Regions from separate parts of the Homo sapiens genome. Here region 2 is linked to region 1. A link is an interaction called in ENCODE POLR2A ChIA-PET data of the cell type or tissue named here. Cell type or tissue: Panc1. All regions are shown on one strand. Each heading gives the region's core, and the rest is flanking DNA. Links, peaks and the distances in the headings are about the cores only.

Region 1 (16,699 bases), core at 5,201-9,200:
TCTTTTTACTCTTCAGATTGAATTATTTCCATTGATCTGTCTTCAAGTTTTCCTGTATTTTATTCTGCTTGATTTAGTTTGATTTAGAATCCCTCTGTGGAATTTTTGAGTTCAGCTATTATATTTTTCAGCTTTATGATTTCTATTTAGTACTTTTAAATATTTTCTTTTTGTTGAAATTCTGTTTTTTAAGCATTGCTCTTTATACCTCAGTGGCCATCTATATGACTGATTTTTGAATTCCCTGTTAAGTAAATCACATTCTCCTTTTCACTACAGTTGGTTTCTAGAGATTTACTTTGTTCTTTTATTTGGAACACATTACCTTGTTTCTTAATTTTTTTTTTGATTTTCTGGGTTGGTGTCTGCACATTAGATAAGACAACCACCTCTCCCAGAATGAAATATGATCCCAAATCAACTTAGGGTAAGCCTGGATAAAGTTGATTTATTCTGACATCCTGGGTGAAGCTAAAAAGAATCTTCTCCTGGAGGAAAGCCACATTTCCCAAGAATTTTAACTTTTCTTTAAAAAAAAAATCTCACAAGGCATAAAATTCATTAAAAATTCACAAGGCATACCAAGAGATAGAAACAAGCGGAAAAGCAGACAACAGAAACAGTCACATAGCTGATCCAGGCATTAAAATTATATTGACTGTATTTTAAAATAACTGACTATTATGTTCAATAAAGAGATAAAAAGAGAGAGAAAAATGGTGAAGAGGCGGCAAGATTAACTTGCAGCTCCTACTTGGACAGGCAGAGCAGCATGTGGAGACTCAAATTATGAAATTTTTTTCCCAGAACTACCACAGAAACATACCAGGAAAGCTGAGAGAATCCACAGATCCTTTGAAGGAAGTGGCTTGCTGTTGCAGGCTCCTTGAGACAGCCAAAAACTGTGAGTACTCAAAGTGTGAGAGGGGGAATGTCTACCCCAAACACACATTCTCACTGGGGAACCTGAAGGTCCAGATCATGGGAGAAGGATTTGACCTTACCTGGAGTTGAGATGAATTTAGAGAGCTGAGCGAAATGTAGGGGTACAAGAAGCAGCAGGAAGAGCTCTGTAGACACTATTGGTCCCCAGGGAAACAATTCCTGACTTTCAGGGGTCCTTGGGGAGGGCTGCCAGTGGAACTGTGGAAAAACCACAGGGAGAAGGAAACTTTCACATAAACTTTGTAACAATTTTGACCAAATGCATGGTGTCCTGGACAGCATCCGGGGTGGGGGGAGGGGTGAATGGGGAGTGCAGATACAAGCACAGAAACTGCTGCAGGTGGGAGGTGTGAAATCTGAAAGCCCTGCTTACTTTCTCAGTCAGGAGGCTTGTAACCTGGGGCAAGTTCTCAGCCCTGCTCACCAGTTGCCTGGAAATGAACTCAATGCTATTGAGGGGGGACAGTGGGAGTGAGACTGGCCTTTTGGGCTACGTGGGAGCTGGATGAGGCCTGTCGCTTCTGGCTTTCCCCCATTTCCCTGGTGACTGCTACAATGCAGCAGAGGCAGCCATAATCTCCCTGGGGATGTAACTCCATTGGCCTAAGAACCACACCCGCTTCCCCCATAGCAGCTACAGCAAGCCCCGCTCAAGGAGAGTCTGAGCTCAGACACACCTAACCCTGCTGCAACCTGATGGTCTTTCTCCACCCACCCTTGTAGCTGAAGACAAGGGAAATAATTTCTTGGGAGGTCTGTGGTCCCACCTACTACCTGAGAAACCCAAATACTTATCCAGGCAACCCTAGGGCAAACTTGCATCTTCCCTATACTACTGCAGCTGATGCTCTATTGAAAGTGCCACCTCCTGGCTGGAGGCAAACCAACACAAAACCAGCACAGTAAACAAAACTACCACCAAGGACCTTCACGGAGTCCAGTTCACTCTCCTGCTACCTCCACCAGAGCAGGTGCTGGTGTCCATAGCTGAGAGACCTGAAGATGGATCACATCACAGGACTCTGCAGACACTTCCCAGTACCAGCCTGGAGCCTGGGAGCCCCACTGGGTGGCTAGACCCAGAAGACAAATAACAATCACTGAAGTTAGACTCTCAGGAAGCCCCATCACTAGGGAAAGGAAGAGAGCACCACATTAAGGGAGCACCCCATGGGAAAAAGGAATCTGAACAAAGCCCTTGAGCCCTGGATCTGCTCTCTGACATAGTGTATCCAAGTAAGAAAGACTCAGGAAAACAATCCTGGTAATATGACAAAACAAGGGTATGAAACACCCCCAAAAGATCACACTGTCTCACCAGCAATGGAGGCAAAATGAGAATAAATCTCTGAATTGCCAAAAAAAAAAGAGAATTTAGAAGGTTGATTATTAAGCTGCTTACGGAGGCACCAGAGAAAGGTGAATACAAACTTAAATAAATTTTTAAAAAGATACAGAATATGGACAGAAAATTATCCAGAGAAATAGATAGCATAAATAAAACACAATCACAACTCCTGGAAATAAAGGACACACTTAAAGAAATGCAAAATACACTGGAAAGTCTCAGCAATAGAACTGAACAAATAGAAGATAGAACTTTAGAGCTTGAAGACAAGGCTTTTGAATTAACCCAATGAGGCAGAGACAAAGAAAAAAGGATTAGTCCAACAGCAAAATATGACAATCCTAAATATATATGCCCTTAATGCTGGAGCTCCAAAATTTATAGGAGAATAACTACTAGACCTAAGAAAGGAGATAGACAGCAACACAACAATAGTGGGGGATTTCATTACTCTCTCAACAAAGAAACAATGGACTTAAACTATACCCTAGAGCAAATGGACTTAACAGATATTAACAGAACATTCTACCTAACAACTGTAGAATATACATTCTATTCATCAACACATGGAACATTCTCCAAGATAGAACATATGATAGGCCACAAAACAAGTTTTAATAAATTTAAAAAAGTAAACATTATATCAAGCACTCTCTCAGACCACACTGGAATAAAATTGAAAGTCAAATTGAAGAGGAAGTCTTAAAACCATGCAAATACATGGAAATTAAATAACCTGTTTCTGAATGACCATTGGGTAAACAATGAAATCAAGATAGAAATTAAAAAATTCTTTGAATTGAATAATAGTGACACAACCTATCAAAACCTCTGGGATACAACAAAAGCACTGCTAATATGAGAATTCACAGCATTGAAGGCCTACACTGAAAAGTCTAAAAGAGCACAAATAGACAATCTAAGCTCACACTTCAAGGGACTAGAGAAACGAAAACAAACTAAACCCAGATCCAGCAGAAGCAAATTAACAACAATCAGAGCAGGACTAAATGAAATTGAAACAAACAAAAATACAAAAGATAAATGAGACAAAAAGCTGATTCTTTGAAAACTTAAAATTGATAGACCACCAGCAAGATTAACCATAAAAAGGAGAAGAAGACCCAAATAAGCTCGATTAGAAACAAAATGGGAGATATTGTAACTGATATCACAGAATACAAAAGATCATTGAAGGCTACTATGAACACCTTTATGCACACAAACTAGAAAACCTAGAGGAGATGGATAAATTCCTGGTAATATACAACACTCCTATATTAAACTGGGAAGGAACAGACAAATAACAATGGTGATTAAAAAAATTGCCAACAAAAAGTCCAGAACCAGTCAGATTCACAGCTGAATTCTATCAGACCTTTAAAGAATTGGTACCAATCCTATCGACACTATTCCAAAAGATAGAGAAAGAGGGAATTCTCCCTAAATCATTCTATGAAGCCAATGTCACCGTAATACCAAAACCAGGAAAAGACATAACAAAAAAAGAAAACTATAGACTAATATCCCTGATAAATATAGATGCAAAAATCCTCAACAAAATACTAGCTAATCAAATCCAACAGCATATCGAAAAGATAATCCACCATGATCAAGTGGGTTTCATACCAGGGATGCAGGGATGGTTTAAAATATGCAAGTCAATAAATGTGATATACCACATAAACAGAATTAAACCAAAAAATCACACGATCATCTCAATAGACACAGAAAAAGCATTTCACAAAATCCAGCACTTCTTTATGATTAAAACCCTCAGCAAAATTGGCACAGAAGGGACACACCTTAAGGTAATAAAAGCCATCTATGACAAACCCACAGCCAACATTTCACTGAACAAGGAAAAGTTGAAAGCATTCCCTCTGAGAACTGGAACAAGACAGGTATGTCCACTTTCACCACTTCTATCCAACATAGTACTGGAAGACCTAACCAGAGCAATCAAATAAGAGAAAGACATAAAGGGCATCCAAATCAGTAAAGAGGAAGTCAAACTGTCACTGTTCACTGATGATAAGATTGTATACCTAGAAAACCCTAAAGACTCATACCAAAATGCTCCTAGAACTCGTAAATGAATTCAGTAATCTTTCAGGATACAAAAATCAATGTATACAAATCAGTAGCACTGCTATACACTAACAGCAACCAAGCTGAGATTCAAGTCAAGAACTCCTTTTACAATAGCTGCAAAAAAAAAAAAAAAAAAAAAAGAACTTAGGGATATACCTAACAAAGGAGATGAAAGACCTCTTCAAGGAAAACTACTATTAAAAAAAAAAAAAAACTGCTGAAAGAAATCATAGACAACTAATTGTTTGGCTCTGTGTCCCTACTCAAATCTCACCTTGAATTGTAATCCCCATAATCTCCATGTGTCAAGGGTAGGACCAGGTGGAGGTAATTGAATCATGGTGGTGGTTTCCCCCATGCTGTTCTTGTGATAATGAGTGAGTCCCATGAGATCTGATGGTTTTATAAGTGTCTGCCATTTCCCTTGCTTGCACTGCTCCTTCCTGTCACCTTGCTTCCTCTTTGCCTTCCATCATGACTATAAATTTTCTGAGGCCTCTGCAGCCATGTAGAACTGTGAGTCAATTAAACAACCTCTTTTCTTTATAAATTACCCAGTCTCAGGCAGTTCTTTATAGCAGTATAAAAATGAACAAATGCAATGACACCAGAAAATGGAAACGCATCCCATGCTCATGGATTGGTAGAGTAAATATTGTGAAAATGACCATATTGCCAAAAGCAATCTACACATTCAATACAATTTCCATCAAAATGCCACTACCATTCTTCACATAACTAGCAAAAACAATCATAAAATTCATATGGAACAACAAAAAAAGCCCACACAGTCAAAGCAAGACTGAGCAAAAAGAAATCACATTACCCAACTTCAAACTATATTATAAGGGTACAGTCGACAAAACAGCATGGTACTGGTATAAAAATAGGCACATACCAGGCATTGTGGTGGGCACCTGTAATCCCAGCTACTCGGGAGGCTGAGGCAGGAGAATCTCTTGAACCTGGGAGGCGGAGGTTGCAGTGAGCCAAGATCGCGCCACTGTACTCCAACCCGGGCAACAGTGCAAGATGCTGTCTCAAAAAAAAAAAAAAAAAAAAAAAAAAAAAAGGCACATAGACCAATGAAACAGAATAGGGAACCCAGAAATAAAGCCAAATAATTACAGCCAAATGATCTTTGACAAAGCAAACAAAAATGTAAAGTGGGAAAAGGACACCCTGTTCAACAAATGGTGCTGGGATAATTGGCAAGCCACATGTACAAGAATGAAACTAGATCCTCATCTCTCACCTTATACATAAATCAACTCAAAATGGATCAAAGACTTAGATTTAAGACCCGAAACCTTAAAAATCATAGAAGATAACATCGGAAAAATTCTTCCAGACATTGGCTTAGGCAAAGACTTCATGAACAAGAACCCAAAAGCAAATACAACAAAAACCAAAATGTATAGATGGGACCTAATTAAACTAAAAAGCTTCTGCACAGCAAAAGAAATAATTACAGAGTAAACTGACAATCCACAGAGTGGGAGAAAAAACTTCGCAAAATATGCATCTGACAAAGGACTATTATCCAGAATCTATAAGAAACTCAAACAAATCAGCAAGAAAAAAACAAACAATCCCATCAAGAAGTGGGCTAAGGACATGAATAGACAATTCTCAAAAGAAGACATACAAATGGCCAACAAACATATTTTTAAAAGCTCAACATCCCTAATTATCAGGGAAATGCAAATCAAAACCACAATGTGATACCACGTTACTCCTGTAAGAATGATAATAATAAAAAAAAAAATAGATGTTGGTGTGGATATGATGAAAAGGGAACACTTTTACACTGCTGGTGAGAATGTAAACTAGTACAATTACTATGGAAAGCAGTGTAGAGATTTCTTAAATAAATGAAAGTCAATCCACTATTTGATTCAACAATCTCACTTTTGGGTATCTACCCAGAGGAAAAGAAGTCATTATACAAAAAAGATACTTGCACATGAGTGTTTATAGCAGCACAATTCACAGCTGCAAAAATATGGAACCAGCCAAAATGCCCACTGATCAATGAGTGGATAACTACTACTCAGCCATAAAAAGGAACAAAATTATGGCATTCACAGCAACCTGGGTGGAACTGGAGAGCATTATTTTAAGTAAAGTAACTCAGGGATGGAAAACCAAACATCATATGGTTCTCATTTATAATTATAAGTGGGAGCTAGGCTATGAGGATGCAAAGGCATGAGAATGATATAATGGACTTTGGAGACTCTGTGCCAAGGGTAGGAGCAGGGTGAGGGATAAAAGACTACACATTGTGCACAGTATACACTGCTAGGTTGATGGGTGCACCAAAATCTCAGAAATCAGCACTAAAGAACTTATTCATATAACCAAATATCACCTGTTCCCCAAGAATCTATTGAAATAAAAAATTTAAATAAAAAAGCAAACAAGATGAAGGCTTTCTGCAAAGACAGATCTATTTTTAAAAGAAGAAAATTCCAGATTTAAAAAATGCTATAATTAATGCATTTTAAATTTCATCCATTATTAATCTTATTCTGGATATATACTACTATAATGTAATATGATTTCCTATTATAGTAACAACTTGTGGTTTTAATTTTCATTTAGCTCACGGCATTGGGAGACTATGGAACATTTGGAGAAGCCATACATTGTTTGTATATCCACTTTGGAAATTTCTGGGGTATTTTGTACATTTTATTTTTTTAATTTTTAATTAAAAATTTTTTTGTAGATACATAGTGGGTGTATATATTTATAGGGTACATGAGATGCTTTGATACAGGCATGCAATGTGAAGTAATCACATCATGGAGAATGGTGTATCCATCCCCTCAAGCATTTATCCTTTGTACTACAAACAATCCAATTACATTTTTAAAGTTATATTAAAATATACAATTAAGTTATCATTGACTATAGTCATGCTTTGGAAATGTGTCCAGAAGTATCTATTAAGCACTTATGTACATAACCTATGACCAAAGATTTCTGCTCCCAGGCATTCATCCAACAGAAATGCACAAACACATGCATCAGAGGGAAGCTCAAGAATGTACATAGAAACACTTTTTTATTGCCAAATGAAAAACAAGCTAAATTCTCAACCACAGTAGAATAGATAAATCGTGGTATATTTACACAAAGGAATACTACGTATGAAAACAAATAAAACTACACATACCTTTACGGATAAATCTCAAATAATATTGAGTGACAGAGGCAAGGCATAAATGACTATGTATTATATAATTTCATTTACATTTAAATGTATTTCCAAAATGGGCAGAACTAAGCTATGATGGAAGAAGTCTACCTGTAAGGAGCAGAGGGCCAATGACTGGGAAAAGCTATAGTGGGGCTTCTGGCCATGGGTACTGCTCTATTCATCAATCTGTGTAACGATTTCACTGGTAAATTCATTTTGTAAAAACTCATTGAACTGTACACTTATGACTTTTATATATATGGAAAACTATCTAGGGAGAAAAAAGGATGAGTGGAGTGTGACAAGAGAAGCAAAGATTCAAACCCAAGAAAGTCCGGATAAGATCTAGATGCGATTCTTGGCTCCTACTGTCTCCCTTGTCTTTGCTTTCGTTTCTCTGGAGCCTAGTTGTTTCTCTTGCCTTTGGTTTTGTGAGATATTTTCCAATAATCTCCCTGCCCCCTGTATTTCTGTTGTTGTTGCTGTTATACTATCTAAACAAATCTGGAAGGTGTTTCCTTAACTTGGGGCTTTTCGAAAGAAAAAAAATAAACAAGGATTTGCTAAGAATAATCTGAACCCACACACTGAAATAGAGTTATGCATTTTTTATTCTACCTACTAGTTACCAGAAGTGACAAACTCTGTCATCAAACTCTGACACATAATCCCTGAACAAAACAATTTATGAGAAACTTGAATGGAAACATAGCACCAAAACGAAATTTTCACAGATACTTTTAAGAGCAATTTGATTACTTTTTAAGGGCAGATTAACTAAAGTATATTTAACTAAAATTACTATATTATCTGAGCTTTTTTTCATTCAGAGAATCAATTCAAAATAAGCAAATGTTCCATTGTCCAACCCCTAGAAAGGACCTCTGGAGATTTTGTTTTAAAATGAAACAATGAGGCTGATGAGAAAACAGATAAATTAGGTATATACTAAAGTGGCTAGGTGTATGTGTTTATGATGCAAGGCTGTTAACAGTGACATTTGAATAGTTCATGGTTTGGGATGATTTTCAGAGTCAAATGATCAGCTACATTCAACTACCTTTGGCCCCACATGTATTTAAAATAATTTAATTTCAAAGAAGCTTTCAATGGATTAAGTTTATCTGAGAGAGTCTTATGTGGCTTTAATACAGGTGACTTTGTTGGCAAACCTCAGTTGTTTTGTCTGTAATAGATCATTTACAGCAAGGCACTAACCCCAGTAAAAAAAAAAAAACAAAGATTTGCAAAAGCATTGCTACCTTGAAATTCTTCAATACTAGGTCTTTTACTTTGTAAAGGGATTAGTCTGCTGAGTTGTAAGAGGCTTATTTTGGCTTGTTATTAATTTAACATTTCAAAGCATCTATTCACAAGATTATATTTAATTAAATATTAACGTGCAAAAGTTTAAGCCACGTCCACATATAATATCTCTATCAATCCTCAAAAATTGCTACACAAAAGGAAGAATGGATGTTACGCTTACTTTTTCAGAAAGAAAAAAGTGAACACTTGAAAAAATTTGGGTACTTGGTTTACGGACATGTTTTTTGTAATGGGCAGGACCAGGGATCAACTGCAGGTTTCTTCCCTTCTAATAAAGTACTCTTGTCAGTAGATAGTTTTGCTATATATTAGATAGATAAATATTGTACAAATTGATTTAGATCCAGTCTCTTTACAAGAATGGCCTTTTCTCTATGTAACCCACATCTGTTATTAAAAACATTTTAATACAAAATTCATGCACGAATTTTATTCATATTCTTTTTTTATTATTAGAATTTATAAACTCATGTCAACAAGTAACTTATGTCATTTATCTTTCCACCCAGAAATAGGGCAACTTAATATTTTCTATATCAATGGCACACAAATTTTCTATTTGTCTGCTTTATTGGTCCCAAAGAAGACCACTAAACTGTGAAACTTCTATTGTGTGCAGAATGAAAGGACCGTAGGATATCCCTACTATAATAATGATTCATGGAGTGAAGAGTATTAGAATGTGAAATGTTGGTTATTTCCTTCACACATTTTCTTTTTCCTCTTTATTCTTTTTCTTTTTTTTCCAACCCACTGGATCATTTGAAGCTTCTATTTTCAACTGTTAATTTGTAGTTGATTTTATTGGATCCCTGAGTTTCACCTTTCCCTACTTACTTTTTACTGAACGCTTTCTTCCTTCCCTGGTCTATGTTGCACCCAGTACACAAGGACAGGGGAAAGAGTCAAAACAACCACCTCGATAATAAGTTAATACTCTCTCTTTACGGCAAACAGCCCAGTTTTGAAACAATTGTCTTGCTAACCCTTTCTTCCAATTTCCCACCCCTGTGAAGAAGCTTTCCCAACATTAATAGTGTGACACTCTCTTGGTTAGGTTTGGTCTACCTTCTATTTCACTTACTTATATTTCCCATCTCATTCTCTTGGTGATTCAGCACCTGAAGGCAGAGTTCTTTTCTTGCTGTACATCTAGCAGAGTACCTAAGAGAGAAACTTGAATGAAAGCTTCTTCTTTAAACCTAATTGTTCAAGTCCTGATGAGCCAGTTTTTGCTTTCTCCAAATAAATATTTGTCATCGTTGCTCGCTTTCTCTCAACTCCTTTTCAAGTGTCTGGCTCAGTGTTTCTTACTGGTCAATGAGAGTGGCTTGAACTCTTACTATGTAATTCTTCTCTACCAAAGAATTTTATTCTGGGATTTGGAGGTGCGGTGGGGAAGAAGGCAGACTAGACAGAAATCATGCACCCAAAAATGTTTAAAGGCTTGTTGCTGAGAGAAAATTGTAACTATGTCATATTCAAGTGTATTTTTAACCTCCTAAAATGTGTTTCTCCTTTTTCTAATCACAAAAGCCAGTGTAAACTATTTAATTCCACAATTACAGGATGAAGAACTAAAAACAGCATAGCCTGAGGCAAGAAGTGAGCATCCTCACACTCCATCCTCATTAGTGAGGATAAATGTGTCGTCACTGGGCAGCCCGTTATGTATCCCTCATTTGTGTATTAATTAAAAAGAAAGCTTGGTGGTAACATGAATCTATATGACAGAAAACCATACAGTTGTCTAACTTCAAAAACAGTGGTAAGAAAGCGGTTTTATGTTCTAATTAAAAAGGCCTGTATTTTACTATTACACGCCATCGCACATATGTTCATGGCTCTCCGTCTCCCATGCTACCTCTGAACCACGTTACTACTGTTAGAACACTGGTTTTTGGATAGGAATTGAAGAGCAGAGGGAGGAAGGGAAGTTTTTCAAGAAGAAAAGGGATTTCCATTGTTTCCAGGAAACTGCTAAAATATGTATATGTGTGTGTTTTCTGAGCATTTCTCACACGTTTTCAAGGCTCAGTTTCCCACCTCTGATTTTTTTCTCCATTTTCTGCCTAGCCTGCTCATTGCTAGCATCAACAGATGGGATCCCCCAAATGTGAGAAAGTGTGATTAGACAGTGACTTCATGGGACAAATGGAGGACTTCTTTGCAAATGGGAGAGGAAAGTATTCCTATATCCATTTCAGAATGCGAAAGCAGAGTTTTTGCTCAGATTTTTTTCTCCAAAGTTATGGGAACTGATTCAAATGTAAAACTTGGCAACATCTTGTTCTTAAGATGATGCATAAACATTGATTGCCTCATATGCTTAAAGGAGACGTTAGGACTTTTTTCCTTAGGACAATTAGAAGCTAACCAAAAGGCAATGTGTTGGAAATGTACATGTTAACTTTCCATGGTACCAGAAAGGAAGACATATAGAATATTGGCTACTGCCCAGTGACTCTCTTTCACATGCTTTCTGCTCCTTGTTGTGAATTTAGAAAAGGTTTTCGTTTTTGTGTGGTGCATAGTTGGGCTCTGCCATACATATGATTTGAGACATAAAGGACAAAGGGGGTTCTCCCTTTATATAAGATACATTTTAAAATAAGAGAAAGTGTGAAGTATTGTTCTCTTATTCTTCCTGGACCATTACTTACTTCCATCAGTACAGCAATTTTGATTGTGTCAGGATATGAACCATTTTGGCAAATGGGAGCTAAGTGCTTTTTAGGTTTAAATATTTATATAAATAAATGGAAATCAGGAAAAAGTCATAGTTTCCAAGTGAGTAAGATCATTTCTTTAAAAAATGTAGAGCTCCTTAGAACTACAGCTGTAAAACTCAGGCATTTTCATATTTATGGCATCTTTTGAGTCAAATATTTTCGTTTTACTGTGAAATTTGTACAGATAATTAAAACTTCATGAAGAAACAGTGATTTCTATCCAAGTTCTCATACTTAGACATGGAATTGTCCCCTCACCTCCATTCTTACTCCATTCACTCTAGAGCAGAAGTGAAACTAGTACTGCCAGCCATCTTTGACATACAGAATTCCTGGAAATCAGCTTAGCTTTCAGTCTACACATGACTGAAGATCTTAGCCAATAAAATTGCATGTATAATTGAGTGTTGTGACTTGTGAAAGTCATTTTTTATGGCCTTTAAACTATATTCATGGTATCCCTAGAACAATACTTCTTTCAGACTAGATATGCATGAATCAGCAAAGTAGACAAGGTAGGATATTAAGTAAGTTTAAAAATAAATGTAAGGCTAGAGGGAAAATATTTCTCTTCCCACAGAATTAGTGACCTTTACAGTCATCATCTCCATCTATTTGCACCTATCCTTCACCCCACTTTTGCCTAAGGTGTCTTCATTTGATCTTTGTTGTACGTGCTACTCAAAGCCCTCAGATGATGACAATAATCAAGACAAATGAGAGAAAATCTGAAGCCATAGTGGGCTCTTACTGTCCCTCCACCTGTGTGAAGAAAAGAAATGTGGTTGAAAATGTTCTATTAGTCTTTCATATTTTCTTTTCTTTAAAACCCACCCCACTCCCTTCCTGGGAATTCATTTGTCGGAAAAATACTGTATCTTCTAAGTTATTGTTTTTAGATAAACTGTTTTTTTTTTAATACAGCTATTAAAAAGAAATTCCGGCCGGGCGCGGTGGCTCACGCCTGTAATCCCAGCACTTTGGGAGGCCGAGGCGGGCGGATCGCGAGGTCAGGAGATCGAGACCATCCCGGCTGAAACGGTGAAACCCCGTCTCTACTAAAAATACAAAAAATTAGCCGGGCGTAGTGGCGGGCGCCTGTAGTCCCAGCTACTCGGGAGGCTGAGGCAGGAGAATGGCGTGAACCCGGGAGGCGGAGCTTGCAGTGAGCCGAGATCCCGCCACTGCGCTCCAGCCTGGGCGACAGAGCGAGACTCCGTCTCAAAAAAAAAAAAAAAAAAAAGAAATTCCACTCCCCTTCTATCCTAGAGAAATGATTGTTGAATTTGAGTAGTCACACTGGGTACATTTAAATGGAGGCTTCCAATTCAAAATATTGTTTTTCTTCAAAACATATTAAAATTACTTGCTACAGACTATATGTTATAAAAGAAAAGTTAATCAATAAAAATGGCCCCTTTCATTTCAAAGCAAAGCTTGCTATTCTGGAAAAAAACCTCTCAGTGAGAAGTAACACACTGCCAAATGGAAAGCATGAGAATCATTATTGTCATTTTACCATCTCTCCACTCTTAAAGATTCTCTGAAACAACAGGCAAACCTCATTTACTTTTGTATCTGTGTCCACAGAACTATGGGGAAGAACTAAACTCAACTACAGTCTGTTCTTTGCCTTATGTAAGCTGTTTTACTCCCATCATAATCACCGATAGTGACCCTCTTTCCCATCTGTTGATTTTTTTTTTTCCTTTGCTGAAACAGTGCTTTGGTTTCAAAAATACAGATCTCAAAATCATTAACCTAGAAAGAACCTGGCCTTCATTCACTTCGTTTATGAGATGTTAAAGCAGTCTCAAGGGTTTGCTAAAATAAACTAACGGGCTGTAGAGGAGAACAACACACCATCTGGCCAAGGCAGTGAGGCTGAGAATGCATAGCCTAGGTAATTACTTTAGGTGAATCTATTACAACACATGGAAATGACAGAAAGCTTGGATATTTTCTTTCTTTGCCCTGTGAATCTTCCTATGGTCTTAACGATGGAACAGTCAGCTGGAACAAAGAGGAATCCAGGGATAATGTACAGAAATGATAGTATGAGTGATGGGACCACTAGTAAGAGACATCAATGACTTACAATTCCACTAGACCTCTGCTGTTCAATGAAGACGGAAATTTTCTGTTTATGGAAAAGACTCACGGAAAGAACTTTGTGTAAATATGCCTATATACATTGAATTACTCAGTACACTAAAGAATCCAGTTAATGTAAAAGGAAAACTGTATTGGAATAGATTTATGCCCCATTAATTTAGATTTTATAAACATGGATACCTTAACTGCCTCTGAGATCTCTTCAGAAAGAACTTTCCTTGACTCAGACCTACGTTTCAATTAAAAAATACCTCTTGAGGCAAACCTGCTTATAAATGGGCCACCTGATCTCCATCTTTCAGAATTAGGACATATCTCTATCCATACTACCTCCATCTTCTATTTCCCCCCACTTATCAGCCCACTGTGACAGAGCTTCTGCCCCAGTCATTCTACGCAAATAATTGCTTCCTGTTTGCCAAATACACAGTCAGGCAATGTTACTTCATACTACTTGACTTCTCAGGATCTTCCAACGCAATCATCTCCTCCTTCTCAGGTATTCTCTTATGTTTGCTTTCAGGGTGCTGTACCTTTCTGTAACAGCTTTTCCAGGCATTTCCCCCCTTTCCATCCCCTAAATATCGATTTTCACAGAACTCAGTTTATAGGCCCTCTCTGCACTCTCACTAGGTAATCATCTTTTCTGGTGACATTAGAAACCATCATTATACAACATTGAAGAGGTTAAGTAAATACCCTAGGGTCCTGAACTGAAAAGGGAAACAGCAGGATGAAGGTGTGATGCATCCTCTAGCTGTAGCCACTGACAAGACCTAGCACCAGAGATCAACCCAAAATCAACGAGTAGCCAGATTGTATTTAATACAATACCATTTTTCTTTCTTTAAATACCATTTTTCTACTAAAAAAAACTAGGGTTCCCAAGAGAAATGGTTGACTGTAGGTATAAGGCTGGAAATGTGTCAAAATTGTCCAGAAACTAAATTAAGAGGCTTTTTGAAACACCAAATGAAATAATAGACCTAAGCAATGATCCTCAATGGCTGCTAATGTCAGAAAAAGCAAGAAAACTACACATTTTGTGCCAATATGAATGTTTGTGACCAAAAATAATTAAATCTGAGCCTGCTAAAAATCTATAGATGTAAGTACAGTGGTTCTGCCTTATCTGTGGTTTTGCTTCCTGAGGTTTCAGTTACCTGTGGTCAACTGAGTTCTGAAAATATGGAATAGGAAATTCCAGAAATAAACAATTCATAGGTTTTAAGTTGCACATCATTCTGAGTACCGTAATGAAATCTCACACCATCCTGCTCTATCTCCATCCAGGACACAAACTGCTCCTTTGTCCAACGGATCCACACTGTAGATGCTACTTGCCTATTAGTTACTTAGTAGCCTTCTCGATTCTCAGATTGTCACAGAATCACAGTGCTTGTGTTCAAGTCAACCTTATTTTACTTTATAATGGCCCCCAAGGCATGAGAACCCTGTAGCTGATGTCTAAATGAAACCTTATCATACATATGCATGTGTAGAAAAAAAACACAGTGTCTACATGGTTCTGTACTATCTGTCATTTCAGGTATCTACTGGGGGTCTTGGAATGTATTCCCCACAGATAAGAAGGAACTACTGTACTAATTTACAGAAGGAAATGGAGAAAGAAAAAATAATGGGAAAAATAACTCTATGGTGATGCAATCAGAAAAAAATCCAGTTTGTAAGACTCTCTACCAGACCAAGAATTTAGTTTATCCACAAATAAATTGCGAGAGAGAGAGAGAGAGGGAAGCAAAAGCCTACAGATTAAAAGAAATGTAAGAAAAAAATTAACTATAATGTAAGCACTTTATTCCAACCCTGATTCAAAAACAATCTGTAACTAATAATTTATGAATAGTTAAGGGAATTGTGACACTGACAGAATATATAATATTAAATAATTGTTACTTTAGTTGTTATAATGATATTGTGACTATATTTTTATAGAGTGCTCAACTTTTAGAAATCCATACAGACTTACGATGCAAATTATATATCCAGGAGTTTATTCAAAATAATCTAGTAGTGTCAGCAGCAGTGGTGGGGAAGAGGGGATAGGGAATGGAGGGTGTAGTTAAAACAAGACTGGCCATAAATGAATAATTATTTAAACTGGGTGAAGGGCACATTGTATTGGTGTCTTTTGTGTGCCTTTTAATCTATAAAAAAAGTTTTTTAAAAGACCATATGCTCATGTTAACTGAACTTGTATAATTAGTCCTGCTCTCCTCTGACCACAGAAGTTGTATATGCTTATACCTTGACATCTCAGTATCACTGGTTTATAGAAATCTCAAACTTACTATATGCAAAACGCAACCCAAATTCTCCAAGGTCCACTAAAATAACAAGAGCAATAAAACCTGTGTTTGTGTGTGTGTGCAGAACATACAGGTCTATGACATAGATATATGGGTGTCATGGTGGTTTGCTGCACCTATTGACCCATACTATAAGTTCCCTCGCGTCACTCTCCACTCCCCCCCACCAACAGACCCTGGTGTGTGTCATTCTCCTCTCTGTGTCCATGTGTTCTCATTGTTCAACTCCCACTTATGATTGAGAACATCCAGTGTTTGGTTTCCAGTTCCTGTATTAGTTTGCTGAGGATGATGGCTTCCAGCTTCATTCATGTTCCTGCAAAGGACATTATTGCATTACTTTTTATGGCTGCATAGTATTCCATGGTGTATATGTACCATATTTTCTTTATCCAGTCTAACATCGATGGGCATTTGGGTTGGTTCCATGTCTGCTCTTGTAAATAGTGCTGCAATAAACATACGTGTACATGTGTCTTTATAGTAGAATGATTTATATTCCTTTGGGTATATACCCAGTAATGTGATTGCTGAGTCAAATGTTATTTCTGGTTCAAGATCCTTGAAGAATCTCCATACTGCCTTCCACAGTGGTTGG
Region 2 (16,699 bases), core at 4,946-8,945, 560 kb before region 1:
ATTTATTTATTTATTTTTTGAGACGGAGTCTCGCTCTGTCACCCAGGCTGGAGTGCAGCGGCGCCCTCTTGGCTCATTGCAAGCTCCACCTCCCGGGTTCACACCATTCTCCTGCCTCAGCCTCCCAAGTAGCTGGGACTACAGGTGCCCGCCACCATTCCCAGCTAATTTTTTGTATTTTTAGTAGAGACGGGGTTTCACCGTGTTAGCCAGGATGGTCTGGATCTCTTGACCTCGTGATCCGCCTGCCTCAGCCTCCCAAAGTGCTGGGATTACAGGCATGAGCCACTGCGCCCGGCCCCTTTATTTTTTATTTACTTTTTTTTTTTTTTTTTTTTTTGAGATGGAGTTTCACTCTGTCGCCAAGGCTGGAAAGCAGTGGCACGATCTCGGCTCACTGCATTCTCCGCCTCCCAGGTTTAAGCAGTTCTCTGCCCTAGCCTCCCTAGTAGCTGAGATTACAGGTGCCCACCACCATGCCTGGCTAATTTTTTTTTGTATTTTTAGTAGAGACGGGGTTTCACCATCTTGGCGAGGTTGATCTTGAACTCCTGACCTGATGATCCACCCGCCTCAGCCTCCCAAAGTGCTGGGATTACAGGCTTGAGCCACTGCACCTGCTAATTAGCACCCAGCTAATTTTTTGTATTTTTTTTTTAGTATAGACGGGGTTTCACCATGTTGGCCAGGCTGGTCTAGAACTCTTCACCTCAAGTGATTCACCCACCTCGGCCTCCCAAAGTGCTGGGATTACAGACGTGTGCCACTGCGCCTAGCCAAGGGTCTCGGGGGGTTTTATAGGTACAGGATGGAGGCGTGGCAGGCCAGGGTGGTCTTGGGAAATGCAACATTTGGGCACAAAGGCAGGAGTGCCTGTCTCACCTAGGTCCCTGGGCACAGGGCTGGGGGTGGAGCCCTCGCCAGGGACCTGTCCTTCCCTTCCCAGCATTTCCCTGCCCAACTTCCGTATCAGCTTCTTATATGATCCTTCCTGTGGTGTCTGCAGTCTCCGGCAAACCCACGTTCCCCTTTAGCTACAGAACCTTCTGTTTCCTTCTTTCCACTGTCACATTTCTTGCTGAATCTCTACATTCTCTTGCCTTACATTCACTTGCCAGCCCTCTGTACTCTGGCCTCTGTGGCCAGAGAGAGACCAGCAGCTGAATCCAGTAGACATCATTTCATCCATATCTTGGTTCCCTTCTCTGACACATTTGACACTGTCTGTAACTCCTGTCTGCAAGTTCTTGGTTCTCAGCACCAGTTTCTCCCTTAGCCTCTCTGTCTTTACTTTTCCCATCTTTGAATCTCCTGTTCTCAGTCCCAACAGTCTGTTTCACCAGCTGCACACTGGTTAGTGTTCCCCACCCGGCCACACCTTCACTTTCCACATAACATATTCTCCCATGGCAATTACATGCATGCCAATGAACTCACCTATACAGGAGGGCATTCTGATAACTCTTGAGCCAATCTGCCCAGCCCCAGGTTTCTCTTCTGCCTTCCAAGTTTGCATGGTTGTCTTTCCTGCCGGAATAGCACGCTCTTCACAAATGCAGCACATCCAAAACGAAGCTCACTGTTTCTCTCCCAAAACTGCTTTTCCACCTGCATTATCTGCTCCCATGGTTAGGACAACCATCCACTAGTTACCAAGGCCGGAGTAATCCTAGACACCTACCTCTCTTTCATGCCCCACATCTAATCAATGACATGATCTGATCAACTCTACTTCTAAAATATCTCTTAAATGCCCTCTTTCCTGCAGCCACACAATAACAACCTGTGTTTAGATCTTAATTATTTTTCACCTAGATTACTTCCAGATTACAGCTCTCTGGTCTCCAGTCTTTTTCTTTCATCTTCTTTTCAGATAGCGGCCCAAGAGCTCTTTCTGAAACACCAAGTCTATGTGATGATTACCTTGTTTGATACATGCTGAATAAAACATACACTCCATAAGTTGGGACCAAGGACACTTCTGGCCCTCAATTTTGCCTACCTTTGCAGGCCCACCTTTTGCCATACCCACATAGACCTGTGCTGGTCTGCCAGTGGGGCCACTTTTTTAAGCTCTGGATTTCTGAGCTGTGCATTTTCTCTGCCTGAAAAACCCTTACTGATCTCCTCAACCTCATCTCTCCTGACTCAGTTAAGGGGCCCTTTGTTTCTGGCACGGCCCACCAACTAAAGTGACAACACATTCTCAAGCCCCCAGATGCCCTTTTCTATTTCCCAGGAGTGTGCTTATTGCCTAGAATTTTAACCTTCTGTTTACTTATCTTTCTCTCCAAATAGACGGAGAGCTCCTGACTTTCCTCAGTTCTTCTCCCTAATCTATAGCAAAGTGTGTGGTATTTAACATGTACACAATGTTTGCTGAGAGAATGGAGACATCATCAGACCTCCGCTTGAATTATTTTAGAGACAGACAGCACATCCTGTCAATTCAGCCTTTGTGCTATTGACTTGGGCATCTGGCCCTTCTTTCTCATCCCACTGTCTCCAACCTAGCTGGGGCTTTATTAGTTCTCATCTAGACCTTCAGTTATCCTTCCAGCTGTTCACCCATTCTGTTTGCTCATTCTACCATTCATCAAATGCATATGTTTCAATGTCACTAAGTACATCTTATGAGGCATCAAGTTCTGTTTATCTGCTCATACGTTCTACTTTTCAAAAATTCTTTCATGATAATTACATTATCCATAAAGCCCTTAGAGATGTGCAGGGCCTCATCTGCACAACTGAAATGGTAGTTGTGCAAGTCACACTCTAGAATGGCACCAATGATCTTCACCCCCTGGCACCCACACCCTTGTGTGGCTCCTCTCACGCTGTACAAGGGTCAGTCTGTGTGACCAATAGAATATGGCAGAAATGATGGTACATCATTTCCCTGATCAGGTTACAAAAGACATTAAAACTTCTTTTCCACTTGCTCTCTGTCTCCCCTACTCATTACTTTCTCTAGGGGAAGCCAGCTGTCATGAAGAGGCCTGCTTGCAAGTGAAGTGAGGCCTCTGGCTGATAGCCGCTTGAGTTTAGAAGTGGATCCTCCAGCCCCAGACAAGGCTCAGACGACTGCAGCCCAGACGACTGCAGCCCAGACTCATAGATACCTTGATTGAGTCTCATGGGAGACCCTGAAGCCCAGCTGAGCTGCACCAAGATTTCTGATCTTCAGAAACTGTAAAATAGCAATAGTTTGCTGTCTGAAGTTCTCAGGTTTGGGGTACTTTGTTATGTAGCAATAGACAGCAAACACAGGGCCCTGATGCTCTCTTTCCACACCTCTCTTCTCATCTTATTTATATCTTTATATATGTTTAAGCTCCATCCAGACTGAACTGCTTCTTTTTCCCCAAACAGGACCAGAAGATGTGAACTTTTTGCTTCTACACCTTTTCCTTAAGATGTCCTTCCATCCAAACTACTGTTTCCTCCCACCTCCACTTGCCACCGTCTTTACCCTCTTGATGCAGCTCCTCCTTAAAGCCTGTCTGATCACATCTACTAAATGAAGAGTACTCTCTCCCTCTAAGAACTCTAATAAGATTATGTTTATTCCTCTCATGTCACTTAGCTCTTAGTGTCTTTTATATAACCGTCTAAATATGTTTTTCTTGCCGTGTGAGCTGATTTACACAAAGTAGGGAATGTATAAATATCTGTCAAATGAGCAAGTAACTCTTAGAACCTGAAATACAAGCTTTTTTGGCAGGCTGGCTTTAGTCATTTTTACTTAAACAGTGTCTTCTAGCTCATGCTAAACATGTGAGACATCTGGGCTCCACCACTATGCCTGGGTTGGCTTTTTCATCTACTTCAGAGACATGTCTTAGGTGATGAGGCTTTCAAAGACAACATTGTTTCCTGGACAGTAATGGTTTCCACAGTTCTTTGATTTCCTTGAACACCCTAAACGAGCAGGAGATCTTGTAATTCCATACGTCTGATCATTTCTGCAGACATGCCTGGAAAACAGAGTATCGACACCAAGTTTAGACTTATGCTTTAATTTTTCAAACTATTTGAAAATCTAAATAAATATCCCCATGCAGGCCCCTTTTCCACCAACGTCCTTAAATCATTTGTTAATAAGTAATGTGCTAATACCTGGAAATGATTACATAAACGAGCAAATAAATTTGCTCTGCTGTCAGCTCTAGCGCTGTATTCTACGTGAAAACAACCATATCCAATTCTTTTTCCCCTTTGGTTGTGAAATGAAGGTGCACATTTTATTTTATAGCTCTGTAGGGAATAGTGGAACTATTGAAGCAAATGGGAAACTGGTTCAGGAAAAGGAAATTTAAACAAAGAACGTAAGATGAATAAAAGTGTAGAGATTTCCTTTGTGTTTATATCAGACATCCAGAGCTCAAAGGGCAACATATAACAGGCTCACTCTTATATGGAAAATTTAGTTACTCAGACTTTCACAGAGGTGAGTGTAAAACCACTCTAGGCAATTTAAGGAATTAAGTTTGGGAGACTGGTTGGAGATGGGACTAGCAAGACTTCAATTAATAAATTAATTGAAGGAGAAAATGGGATTTTTTTTTTTTTCCCCAAGACAGAGACTTGCTCTGTTGCCTAGGCTGGAGTGCAGTGGCACATTCTCGGCTCACTGCAACCTCCACCTCTGGGGTTCAAGCGATTCTCCTGCTTCAGCCTCCTGAGCAGCTGGGATTACAGGTGCGTGCCACCATGCCCTGCTAATTTTTGTATTTTTAGTAGAGACAGGGTTTCACCATGTTGGCCAGGCTGGTCTTGATCTCCTGACCTCGTGATCTGCCTGCCTCAGCCTCCCAAGGTGCTGGGATTATAGGTGTGAGCCACTGTGCCCAGCCAAGAAAATGGGATTTTATGGTACAAATTAAAAATTCACATATTGGTATATCACTTCAGTGAACTAATTACCCTAAACTTAAAAGAATCAAGAGGCACAAAGTGAATGAGAATTCAAGGCACACGCTAAAAGAAAATATTTGCAAAAGATATATCTGATAAATGACTGTTATCCAAAATATACAAAGAATTTTAAAATGCAATAAGAAAATGAACAACCCAATTAAAGCATGGGCAAAAGATATGACCAGAAATGTCATCAAAGAAGACATACAGAGGACAAACTAGCATATAAACAGTTGTTCAACATCATCTGTCCTTAGGGAAGTGCCAATCGAAATAACAATGAGATACCACTCCCCACCTATTTGAATGGCCAAAATCCAAAATACTGACAATTCCAAAAGCTGCCAAGGATGTGGGGCAACAGGAACTCTCATTCACTGCCAGTGGGAATGCAAAGAGGTATTGCCACTTTGGAAGACAATTGACAGCTTCTTACAAAACTAAACAAACTCTTACCATGATGAGCTTGCATGATCCAGCAATCATGCTCCTTGGTATCTACCTAAATGAATTGAAAACTTAAGTCCGTGCAAAAACCTGCACATGGATATTTGTAGCAGCTTTTTTTCATAATTGCTGAAACTTGGAAGCAACTAAGATGTCCTTCAGTAGCTGAATGGATAAACTGTGGTATATCCATATAAAGGAATATTATTCAACACTAAAAAGAAATGAGTTATCAAGCAAGGAAAAGACACAGAGGAACTTTAAATGTTTATTACTGAGTGAAAGAGGCCAATCTGAAAGGCTTCATATGGCATGATTCTAACTATATGGCCTGAATATACTACTAAAATCTAACACTACGGCCAAGCTCTTTTTGAAGAGAATGTTGCAGAGCTGTTGCAATGCCATCTTGGCTTGGTTAACACTCAACAGTTGTTGAAAATATTTTCTTTGATTTGGGATATAAAGTAAAGGAAAAATAATGTTTGGAATTGCAAATTGGTGATATTTCCAGTATCACCTCTCAGATGGAAATGTGGTTAAAAATGAATGAATGAATCTGTACTCATATGTGCACCAGAATGCAAAGGACCTTAGATTTACATTTCATCTAATAGGATGTGTGACATAAGGAAAGGCTGAAGAAAAGGGTGGCGTGAAGGCCTTGACTGTTATATATTGGTCAATCTATTTCAATTTCCTTGGACTCTAAAGCTCCTCATTTGGCATCCCTAAGAAAGACACAAGAGGTAGAGTAATAGAGTGGTTAAGGGGATTAACTCTAGGCTAATATTCCCTGAGTTCAAGTCCTAACTCTGTTCCTTATTAGCTCTGTAAGCTTTGTGACCCAGTTCATCACCTTTAATATGAGTATATATCATGATATCCATTTCATAGGGTTGTTTACATACTCTATAAAGTGCCTAGAATAGTGACTAACAATATATTTTTGTGTGAAATGACATAAAATCCAGTAGAAGCTTGTAATTAAATGTAGTGGTCATGTGATTACCAAATACCCAATTTGTCAAACTTCATTTGTCATTTGCATGGTCTCCCCTCAGTCTCATCCAGTTACCAGTTAATAATCATGGTTCCACCACTCCAACCCAGAGACGTCCCAACCAGATTGGTATTGAAAAATGGCTGGATTAATGACATGTATTTATTCTGCAGAATACCCACTATGTGTAAGAAGAACTTATAAAAAGCCCAGACTTAAGTGCATTTCAGTTTGGTGCCATCTACTTTGAAAAAAGAAAAAAAAAAGAGCTCTTTGCTTTTGTTTCAATTTATAGACTCAGTGGTGGATCAGCTCATTTAATGAGCTATAGCTGAGAGCAAATACTCCGGGAACGTCAAGTGCTAAAAGTTTGGAGGATTTGATTTTTTTCAGTCCAGTAACCAAAAGCATTTGATCTTTTATTGACAGAATATGGTTGCTGTAAAAAGAAATGAAATGTCCTAAGTATTCAGGGTTGAATAGCTATGAATGCTTTCTATTTTCACTGTTCAAACACCCTTAACTTTATGCTGTGTATAATAATATATTAGCATGTTCAGGGTTTATAAAGAAAATATACTTTTTTTCATGCAGTATTAAAATGGCCCCTTAAAAGTATATATTTCAAGGGAATGAAATTCTCTCAATGTTGTAGTTTTTTTATTAACAATTATTTTTCCAGATTAGTCTTCTGTTCCACCTAGGTAAAACAAGTAAAAATGAAAGTAGCATACAGGGATGTTTCTTATTTGAAAGAGTAGAAAATGTGGTTTTCTTCCAAATTGTGATTTCCTTTGATAAATGTGCCGTTACTTGATACTGGAGACTACGAGCACACTCAAGGGCAACACACAGCCAGGGCCTGGCAGATCCTTGTTGCAGGCCTTTGGAAACAATCCTACTGGGCTAGAATAACAGCTCCATTATTCAGCATGGCAAGTCTATCACCCTACTTACTAGCATAGTTTGGAGGTTAAACAATGGTGTCTCCTGCTACTTACCCATTATCAAATTTCTTCACAATATTTATTTAGACTACTATCACTGAAGCAAGGGCACCAACTCATAAAAACTCAACTTTCTCAGAAGTAAGACTTCATTAAAGAGAACACTCCAAGAGGAAAGTACTCTGGTTAGGAACATTCCTTTACAGTCAAGAAAATCAATTCCAACTTGAGTTTCAAGTATTTCAAAATTACTGGATGAGAGAGATATGTTACTTTTATTAAAAAATTAATGCTCTTTAGAAGACCATCACTTAAATATTAGTGTAATTCATGCTACATCACAGTTAATTGAAAATATCACTGACATTTGTAGATAAGAATGACAATAATAACTGGAAAAATGCATTTAGTTGCCAATGCCTGCAAATAAATGCCGATTTTGCTTACGGCAGACTAGAAAAATAAAAGCAGACCAAGGTATGTTTGTTGGTTATAAGGGTGGGTTGGTCTCATTTAAGTTTACAGTGGGAAATAATATTCATTTGATTTAAAAAAAATCTATGTGAATGATTTAAAGAAAGAAGAAAATCTTTGGGGTAAGTGTTGACATTTAGAATACAGAATCTGCTTTTTACCTTCAGTTGCTGAGAAACTGATCACAGCTTGGTTAATCTTTTACCAGGAAAATGTCCACTGATTAGGTAACTTAGAAACATGTTTATATTTCTTAGCTACTAGGGTAGATCTACCAGCTCAATTTACACGTTAAGCCTAGGAAGTGGAAATTCTTAACCCTGGATATGGATCTGCCCAAACGTCTGTCTTTCATTGGTCTCCAGACTTTGTTTCTATAGCGAAAGCAGCCTCTAGGGGTGGGTGTGTGGGAGAGCGCCCCGGCCCCCAGCAGACACAGGGAGTGAGATATGACAGCACTCTTTAATAATGAAGTGAGCACCGTGGCAAGCCCAGATTCTGAGCAAATTCTCTTTGAAAGGCAAGCAGCTGTGTAATCATTTATCTAGTCTTAGTAGGAAATGGCTTATTTTACACAATTTTCTCAAAAGCAAATTTGAAATCCTCATTGTAATGTGACACCTTCTCTATCCTCAAAGTGCAATGAGGAAGAGAAAATTTAATATAGGAGTCAGCTTTCCCCTCTTATCCTTCACTAACAGCAGCATACTTATTTGATATATAAAAATAATAAAGGTGAAAATTTTGGAAGAGCTGAAGTCACCTTTTTTGGGGGGTGCTTTCATTTTGCTATTGGCTGTTAGTGCTAAGCTGAATTATAACATGTTCCACAACTTTATGGAAGACAAGACTTTGTGTTAACTGCAGAGTAAACTCACCAACTTTTAGTGCTGCCAGTTGTTTACAGTGAAATGGATCCTTGATGTTTTTTTTAGATCCTTGATTTTTACAGCCTTCCAACCACTAACCTTCTCCAGTGATAAATTCTAGGGCAATTTCAAATTCAGAAAGATGACAGTCAATTCCTGAATTTAGGAAGGAAATCGTTTCTTTACATGCTTACTTTGCATTTCAAGTCCGCCAGAAAGGAAGCCCTAGCACATTTGAAAATATCTTGGGAGTTACACAAACGTATGCAAGGCATCTCAGATTTATCTTTGGCATCTCTGCCATTTATTTAGAAGCTGCGCACAAACAGAATCTGTCTTGTCCCATGCAGCCCTTCCATCGCACTAGGAATACATTATTGTGCTTCTGTTTAACATGCAGCCTTAGTGAAAGTACAAATTTGATACAGTTATACTTTTATAACCTTCAGTTTACAGTTGAGCTCTATGCCTTTTTAGTGCTGACTAGAAAATCAGATGGGATGAATCTGGGAATACAGCTTCACAATGTGCATAATCCTGGCTCTGCAACTGAGGAAAATCAATGAGGGGAAGCATTGATCTCCTTGCAGAGTGCAAATGCAGTTAGCTCAGAAACACTCTGCCGGGGATTTTGTTATTCAAGTCATTCAGCTGCACAACATGTTTTCAAACCAAGCTCTTATCATGCAGCAGCTCTCTAGATTCAGCTTAACTCTACTTACACATGCATAAAAAAACATGTCTTCCAAGAGGAAAAATAACTGCATATCCACAGTCAGCTTCTATGTTTGGTCAAGGCTAAGCAAAATAGCCTTCACTTCAGTGACATTTCACTATGTCACTGGGTGGAGAAAACTCCTGCAGGAAGATGTGAGAATGAATCACTTCAGGAAAATATTATCTTCAGCTATGATGAATTTGATGCTTGCCTAGGCTGCTTGGCCAACTTGTTTTCCTTTTTTTCATGAAAAAAAGTAAATGTAACCAAGAAATTATCTGGAGGGCCCACCATCGATATGCACGTGTGTGCAGATACAAAAATGAAATGTATTACATAGCCAAATACAGTATGTATAAAAATATATATTGCAATATTTCATACTTGTTAGTGAAAATATTTTTACAACGTAGTGCCTCCCAAGTGCAGGAAATAAATCAAACCTTTTAAAAGAGATTGCAGATGATTCATTTACTGCTGTCATAATATGGTGTTTTCTTTAATGAAAATTTATATCGTTTTTCCTGGACTCAGTGGAATAAATTTATACTGAAAGATGGAAAGTACTGATACAGTCAGTATTAAACGCATCCAGTACTTGATATGTTGTAAACAGGAGCTTGACCAAGTGAGGTATGGACTGACATCATTTGAATGTACATTTTCTAAGACTTTCCATGTTAAAACCATTCTAAATGTAGTAGAAATGAAACTTGTGGGCCGGGCGCAGTGGCTCACGCCTGTAATCCCAGCACTTTGGGAGGCCGAGCAGGCGGATCATCTGAGGTTGGGAGTTCAAGACCAGCCTGACCAACATGGAGAAATCCCGTCTCTACTAAAAATACAAAATTAGCCGGGTGTGGTGGCGCATGCCTGTAATCCCAGCTACTCAGGAGGCTGAGGCAGGAGAATATTGCTTGAACCTGGGAGGCGGAGGTTGTGGTGAGCCGAGAGCGCGCCATTGCACTCCAGCCTGAGCAACAAGAGTGAAACTCTGTCTCAAAAAAAAAAAAAAAAGGAAAAAGAAAAAAAGAAAGAAAGAAAAGAAAAGAAAGAAAAAGAAAAAAAGAAAGAAAGAAAAGAAAAGAAAGAAAAAGAAAAAAAGAAACTTGTGGTATTTGGCAATGAGACATAGCACTTTCAGGTCAACCTTATGCTAGTATCAGTAAACTACCACCAGACTGATTTAGATTCAGATAATGGATTTGTAGAAAGCAACCTGCAACTGTAAACCTCTGAGTAAGAGGGAAATAAAGCTAGCAGCTCTAGCTCCTTAGGGCATTTTTAAATGTAGGCAGGTGTAAGAAATATTACTAGGAACAGATGACCACTATGAAATCATCAAGAAAGAAGAGAAAATGAAAGATTCATATATAAAAATGTATATATATATTTTTATGTATAAATGTATATATTGAATTATATATGTATTTGTATGTATAAATGTATATATATAATTATATATGTGTGTATATATATAATTTTATGGTTCTGGAATATGAAGCAAGGACTCATGATTGACAAAGGATGGGGGCACAAATCAGAATTGAAGAGAAAATAATTCTCTCTAGTATGGTCAAGATAAAAAGCTTTCCTGGTGGGAGGTGGGAGTGTGGGAGGTCTGATGTACAGGCACATGGATAGGAGGTGAAATATGAACCATCAGGAGTGGGGTCTTATATTAGTGTTTTTGGAGCATCAACTTTGTAAACACTGTGAAGATGGTTCGCCAGGGATTGTGTTGCAGAGTATGGAAAATAAAAATAAGCCAGTCAAAGAACCTGTGGTCCTATGTTAACATTCTCCAGGATTACAAGTTTAGGGTAGGGCAGTTTTTTATTGCCCTTGAAGTGAAAAATGATGTTACTATATGATTCTTACTTTTACGACAATCTAACTGACAGCGTATTGCAATACCTTAAGAGAGATTGTAAAACCTTGAGATTATTCAGTACTGTATTAGTCAGGGTCCTGGCAAGAGAGAGGAGCCACATAGCAATTTGAACAGGGACAGTTTAATATAAAGAGTTATTAATTATAAAAGGAATACGACTAACAAGATATTGATTAGAAGTAAAAACAACTCTAAAGAAAGAATAGCATATTTATATTATATTATATCATGTATACTAGTCACTGCCCTTATGGCTGGCTGAGATAAAGAAATCAAAGAAGAGTCCCCAGGGCTGAGATCTCGATCTTATTGATGGCAGAAAAGGAAAAGTCACTAGTGGAACTTGCTAGGAATCCACACCCTCTAGGATGCCAGGGAAGGCTGTTCACAGGACGATGTCTCACTGGAAGCACTCCAGTCCAAAATTTCCTGAGGTGGGTGCATGAAGACATTGTGGGGACCATGTACCGGAGCATCTGTGAGTGCTTCAGAAGTTTAGTGCTGAAGAAGCCACCCATGCCCCAGTTGTCAACTGCTGGAGAAAATGCCCATGCTAAGGGAACATGAGAAGCAAGAACACCTGAACCGAGACGCAAAACCCCTTTCCTCCTGCAGCGTCTCTCTAGTGCTGTCCCTAGACAAAGCTTAACATCATGTCTACTGGCAAAGGGGAAATATTTAAAGGCCCCAGATCCATATTCAAGAAGCAAGGCACAAAGGTTGAATTTGAAGTTGACAGGTAATAAATCCATAACTGGCAAGTGTTCATTTAGAATCATTACAATCCTTTCCACTGAAAACTTGAACACATTTAGGGTTTCTGTATAGTGAGATGATGGTTATACTGTTGAGAGGTGACACCGTGCTAGCAGCCCTCACTCTCGGCGCCTCCTCGGCCTCGGCGTCCACTTTGGCCATGCTTGAGGAGCCCTTCAGCCCGCCACTGCATTGTCGGAGTCCCCCTCTGGGGCTGGATGAGGCCGGAGCCAGCTCCCTCTGGTTGCCGGGAGGTGTGGAGGGAGAGGCACGGGCGGGAAGTGGGCGCTCGCGGGCCAGCGCGAGTTCCGGGTGGGCGTGGGCTCCGCAGGCCCCGCACCCGGGCTCCGCAGGTCCCGCACCCGGGACCCCGCAGTGAGGGGCTTAGCACCCGGGCCAGCAGCTGCGGAGGGTGCCCCGGGGCCAGCAGCTGCGGAGGGTGCCCCGGGTCCCCCAGCACTGCAGGCCCGCTCACGCCGCGCTCGAATTCTTGCCGGGCCTCACCCACCTCCCCACGGGGCAGGTCTCGGGACTTGCAGCCTGCCATGCCCGAACCCTCCCACCGGTGGGCTCCTCCCCGGCCAGAGCCTAGCCCTGCTCCAGGGCGGCTCCTGGTCGGTCCCATAGACAGCCCAATGGCTGAAGAGAGCACGCGTGGAGTGGGACTGGCGGGCAGCTCCGAGGGCCACGTGGGCACGGGATCCACTAGGTGAAGCCAGTTGGGCTCCTGAGTTGGGTGGGGACTTGGAGAACTTTTATATCTTGCTGGAGGATTGTATATGCACCAGTCAGCACTCTGTGTCTAGCTCAGGGTTTGTGGATGCACCAATTAGCTCTCTGTATCTAGCTAATCTGGTGAGGACTTGGAGAAAGTTTATGTCTAGTTAGAGGTTTGTAAATGGCAGCAATGGGCACTCTGTGTCTAGCTCAGGGATTGTAAACGCACCAATCAAAACTCTGTCAAAACGGACCAATCAGCTCTGTAAAATGGACCAATCAGCTCTCTGTTAAATGGACCAATCAGCAGGATGTGGGTGGGGCCAGATAAGGGAATAAAAGCAGGCTGCCCGAGCCAGGAGCGCAACCTGCTGGGTCCTGTTCCAGCCCGGGAGTTCTTGTTGTTTTGCTCTTCGCGATAAATGTTGCTGCTGTTCACTCTTTAGGTCCGCGCTGCGTTTATGAGCTGTAACACGCACCACCGAGAAGGTCTGCAGCTTCACTGCAGAAGCCAGTGAGACCACAAACCTACCGAAAGTAAGAAACTCTGGACACATGTGAACATCTGAGGGAACAAACTCCGGACACACCATCTTTCAGAACTGTAACACTCACCGCGAGCGTCGGCGGCTTGGTTCTTGAAGTCAGCGAGACCAAGAACCCACCAATTCCGAACACTCTGTGAGTCATTTTTTTGGTTCTTTTTTTATCTTCAGGAGGTAACTACTCAGAGGAACAGTTCAAATGGTGACAGTGTAGGCAAAACACATCACCTAACTTACCAAAGCCTAAATTTACCCTCTTGTGTCATTTACATCATATTCTGACAATGATGTTACACCTAAACCACAAACAGTAAACAAAAAAGTATTAATGCTTCTTTTTTAGGTTCTTACATATTGCAGAGTTAAATACATTTAGTTAAATGATCTGGGCTCAAGTCAGTTTATTTCCCCTTTTTCATAAAACTGCTATTAGGCCACTGATTTTTTTTTTTTCCTGTTAGCCTAGTAGGATGGCACATTAGTTTGCCAGGACTGCCATAACAAAGTACTGCAGACTGGGTGGCTTAAACAACAAAAATATATTTTCTCAAAATCCTAGAAGCTAGGATTTCCAGACTAAGGTGTTGGCCGATGTTTATCTCCCTCGTTTGTCCATGGTTGTCGTCTCCTTGTGTCTTCACATTGTCTTTTCTCTGTGTGTGTCTGTGTCCAAATTTCCTCTTCTTATAAGGACATTGATCATGTAGGATTGGGACCCATCCTAAAGACTTCATTTTAACTTGATTACCACTTTTAAAGCACTGTTTCCACATATGGTTACGTTCTTAAGACTTCAACATACCACGTTTTTTAGTGGGGTGGGATACGTTTCAGTCCATAATGGGAGGTTAATGGTGGAGGTAGTTAATTGCCAGAATGCCTAGCTTCAAATTCCAGATCAGCTAGTTTGACATGGCTGTGTAACCCTGGGCTATTTACTTACCCACTTTGAAACTCAGTTTTCTCGTCTGCTTTGTAAGGTTGTTGTGAGAATTAAATAAGCTAATACAGGCAAAGCCCAGAGCTAATAAGCTGAATAAGCGAATACAGCCAAAGATCCAGAATGGTTTCTGGAAGGTACTAAGAGCAATAGATGTTAGCTATTAATAATTACATTACCATCATCATTTTTTATGTATTTACTTATAAACACATAATTGGTACTTCCCAGATGACATGATACATTTGCTTGTAATATGCCAGAGAAGGTACATAAACCAAAAATTACCAAATAAAATTTGTGCTCTTCGTAGGACCTTTGTATTGGCCCGTGCTTACACCTGAATCTCTGCATTGCCAGCTTCTTTGGCGCCTACCCAATGTTGGTTAACACTCAGAGAGCCTTACTTGGCCACTCTACATAAAGTAAACCCTCACTTTGGCTCTTTCTACCCTATTGCTCTGTATTCTTTTTTTTCAGCCTTAAGTGCATTCTAAAACTCTCATTCATTTTGTAACTTGTTCTCTGTCTCCTCTACCATAATTTAAACTCTTTTTGTCGTTATATCTCAAGTTCCTAGCGTACCAAACCTGGTACACAGAAGTCATTTAAATGAATGAAATACAAAAAACTGTGCAACATGCTATGTTGAAGTTTAAGTACACGGTGCGTAAAAATATATAGCCACGTGCATAAAAACATTAGTAGATCTCAAAAAGGAGAAAGAGATATATTGAATACATTTTGGAATGATTATATTTTTTATAATTGAGTAATACAAAATTAACTTTATCATTGAAAACCTTTTTGTTCCCTTTCAAAACATTAGTGCTCATGTTACTACAACAATAAGCTGATACCTTAAAATACTAACCTTTAAATCTATGAATGGAGAGCTAGAACTCATTCAACAATCATTGTAATCCACTGAAAATGGCATTAAAATGTGAGCACTTAATGAGCTCTCTTCTTTCTTGCACAACCCACTTCAATGCATCTGATGTGATCCCGGGGTAACCACAGACTTCAAAAGAGGTTAGGGTCAGCTTTGCAAGACCCAGAGAAAGGAGAGGAAAAGTCCCAGTAAACACAAAGGCCATCAAGTCTGAATACACATTTCTTTGACTGAGTCCACAAAGCTTGAGTATTGTGACAATAATTAGTTTTGGCTTACGATTGTTTTATCAGGCCTGTCCAAGTCAGGCAGACTATTTAAATGGCCATATTTTATTTTGCTAGCACCAAACAGTTGTCATTAAGTTAAATATATTGTATATATGCACCTTTTATTCCCCATGGAAGTTTGAATGCAATTCTCGTTCAGAATTCTAGTTAAATTACCAGATGATTTGGACTAGAAAACATTGAGTTTATGTAACCTTGTCTGCTTTGAGCATCTTGTCTATTGTAGTTTTATTATTACTATTAGAATCACACTGAAGGAAATTTAAACCTGTCCAAATTTGATACTACATCTTTGTAGTGCTTTTCAAATGGAAACTGAAATCAAAGTCTGTTAATATAGTCAATAATAACTCTGATTTTTTTCCTTTCTTTTTTTTTTTTTTTTTTTTTTTGAGACGGAGTTTTGCTCTTGTTGCCCAGGCTGGAGGCAATGGCGCGATCTCGGCTCACTGCAACCTCCGCCTTCCAGGTTCAAGCAATTCTCCTGCCTGGTCTCGAACTCCTGACCTCAGGTGATCTGCCCGCTTCGGCCTCCGAAAGTGCAGGGATTACAGGCATGAGCCACCGCGCCCGGCAGGAACTCTGATTCTTAAAAATAAACTTTAAATTGAAGAAAGAGAATAAGAATTCTCTGTAGTCAGTATGTCAGTCTTGGTACAACAAAGTTAACAGTCTATCATGGGTCCATCATGGGTCAGTATGGGATCCATAAGGGATCAGTGGGCAAGCAACAAACAGGATTATTTTATACCTGACCAATACCTGAATAAAGCTTTCACCGTTTCACAAGTATTGAAATAACACTGAAAGCACCCAGTGTGGATTAAGATAAAAGTTGAGTTCAGTACATTTAGTTCATATCCTTTTATGGATTTAATTCTTTTCAACGCTTCTGTTTTGCTATTTTAAAAAATGTTTGTAAAGAATAACTTTACAGGCATATTAAGGGAACATTACTTGAATGGGTTTTACTCAGATGATTATTGCAGTCATGATTCTAGTTTCCAGAAAGATAAGTTCCATTTGTTAGTCCCTGAATAATCAGCTTGGCAAAAAGTAGAGTCTTTGCTGCTGGTGACTCAAAAGACAGTAGAGATTCTTAATGTGTGTAGAGGGTAGCAAAGCTAAAATTAGACCATTTACTTTGCCTGTCTTATAGAATAATGTCTAAAAGGGAGGTGTCATATATAAGTATTTATGCTATTATGCAATACATGTGCTTCTAAAAAACCTTATGTTCTGAAAAATTGTGCACTGAAAATAATAGGGTGCACTGAAAATAAT

Evidence for each region. Peaks named below come from ENCODE experiments on the same cell type or tissue, not always from the same donor. Only the 100,000 strongest peaks of a DNase experiment are listed, where the experiment ranks them.
Region 2: POLR2A ChIA-PET joins it to region 1 with 7 read pairs; 1 of 35 experiments calls an interaction of 5 or more read pairs at or near these places.

What each region holds. Positions count from the first base shown.
Region 1 is chr5:125,439,792-125,456,490 of GRCh38, forward strand. No RefSeq gene overlaps it. Among named protein-coding and RNA genes, the nearest start is that of LINC02240, 45 kb to the right of the region's middle. In Panc1, for the core only: no CTCF peak of the experiment used is centred there; no DNase peak of the experiment used is centred there; H3K4me3 peaks cover 409 bases; H3K27ac peaks cover 2,737 bases.
Region 2 is chr5:124,880,138-124,896,836 of GRCh38, forward strand. No RefSeq gene overlaps it. Among named protein-coding and RNA genes, the nearest start is that of ZNF608, 140 kb to the left of the region's middle. In Panc1, for the core only: a CTCF peak has its summit at 8,170; no DNase peak of the experiment used is centred there; H3K4me3 peaks cover 658 bases; H3K27ac peaks cover 2,617 bases.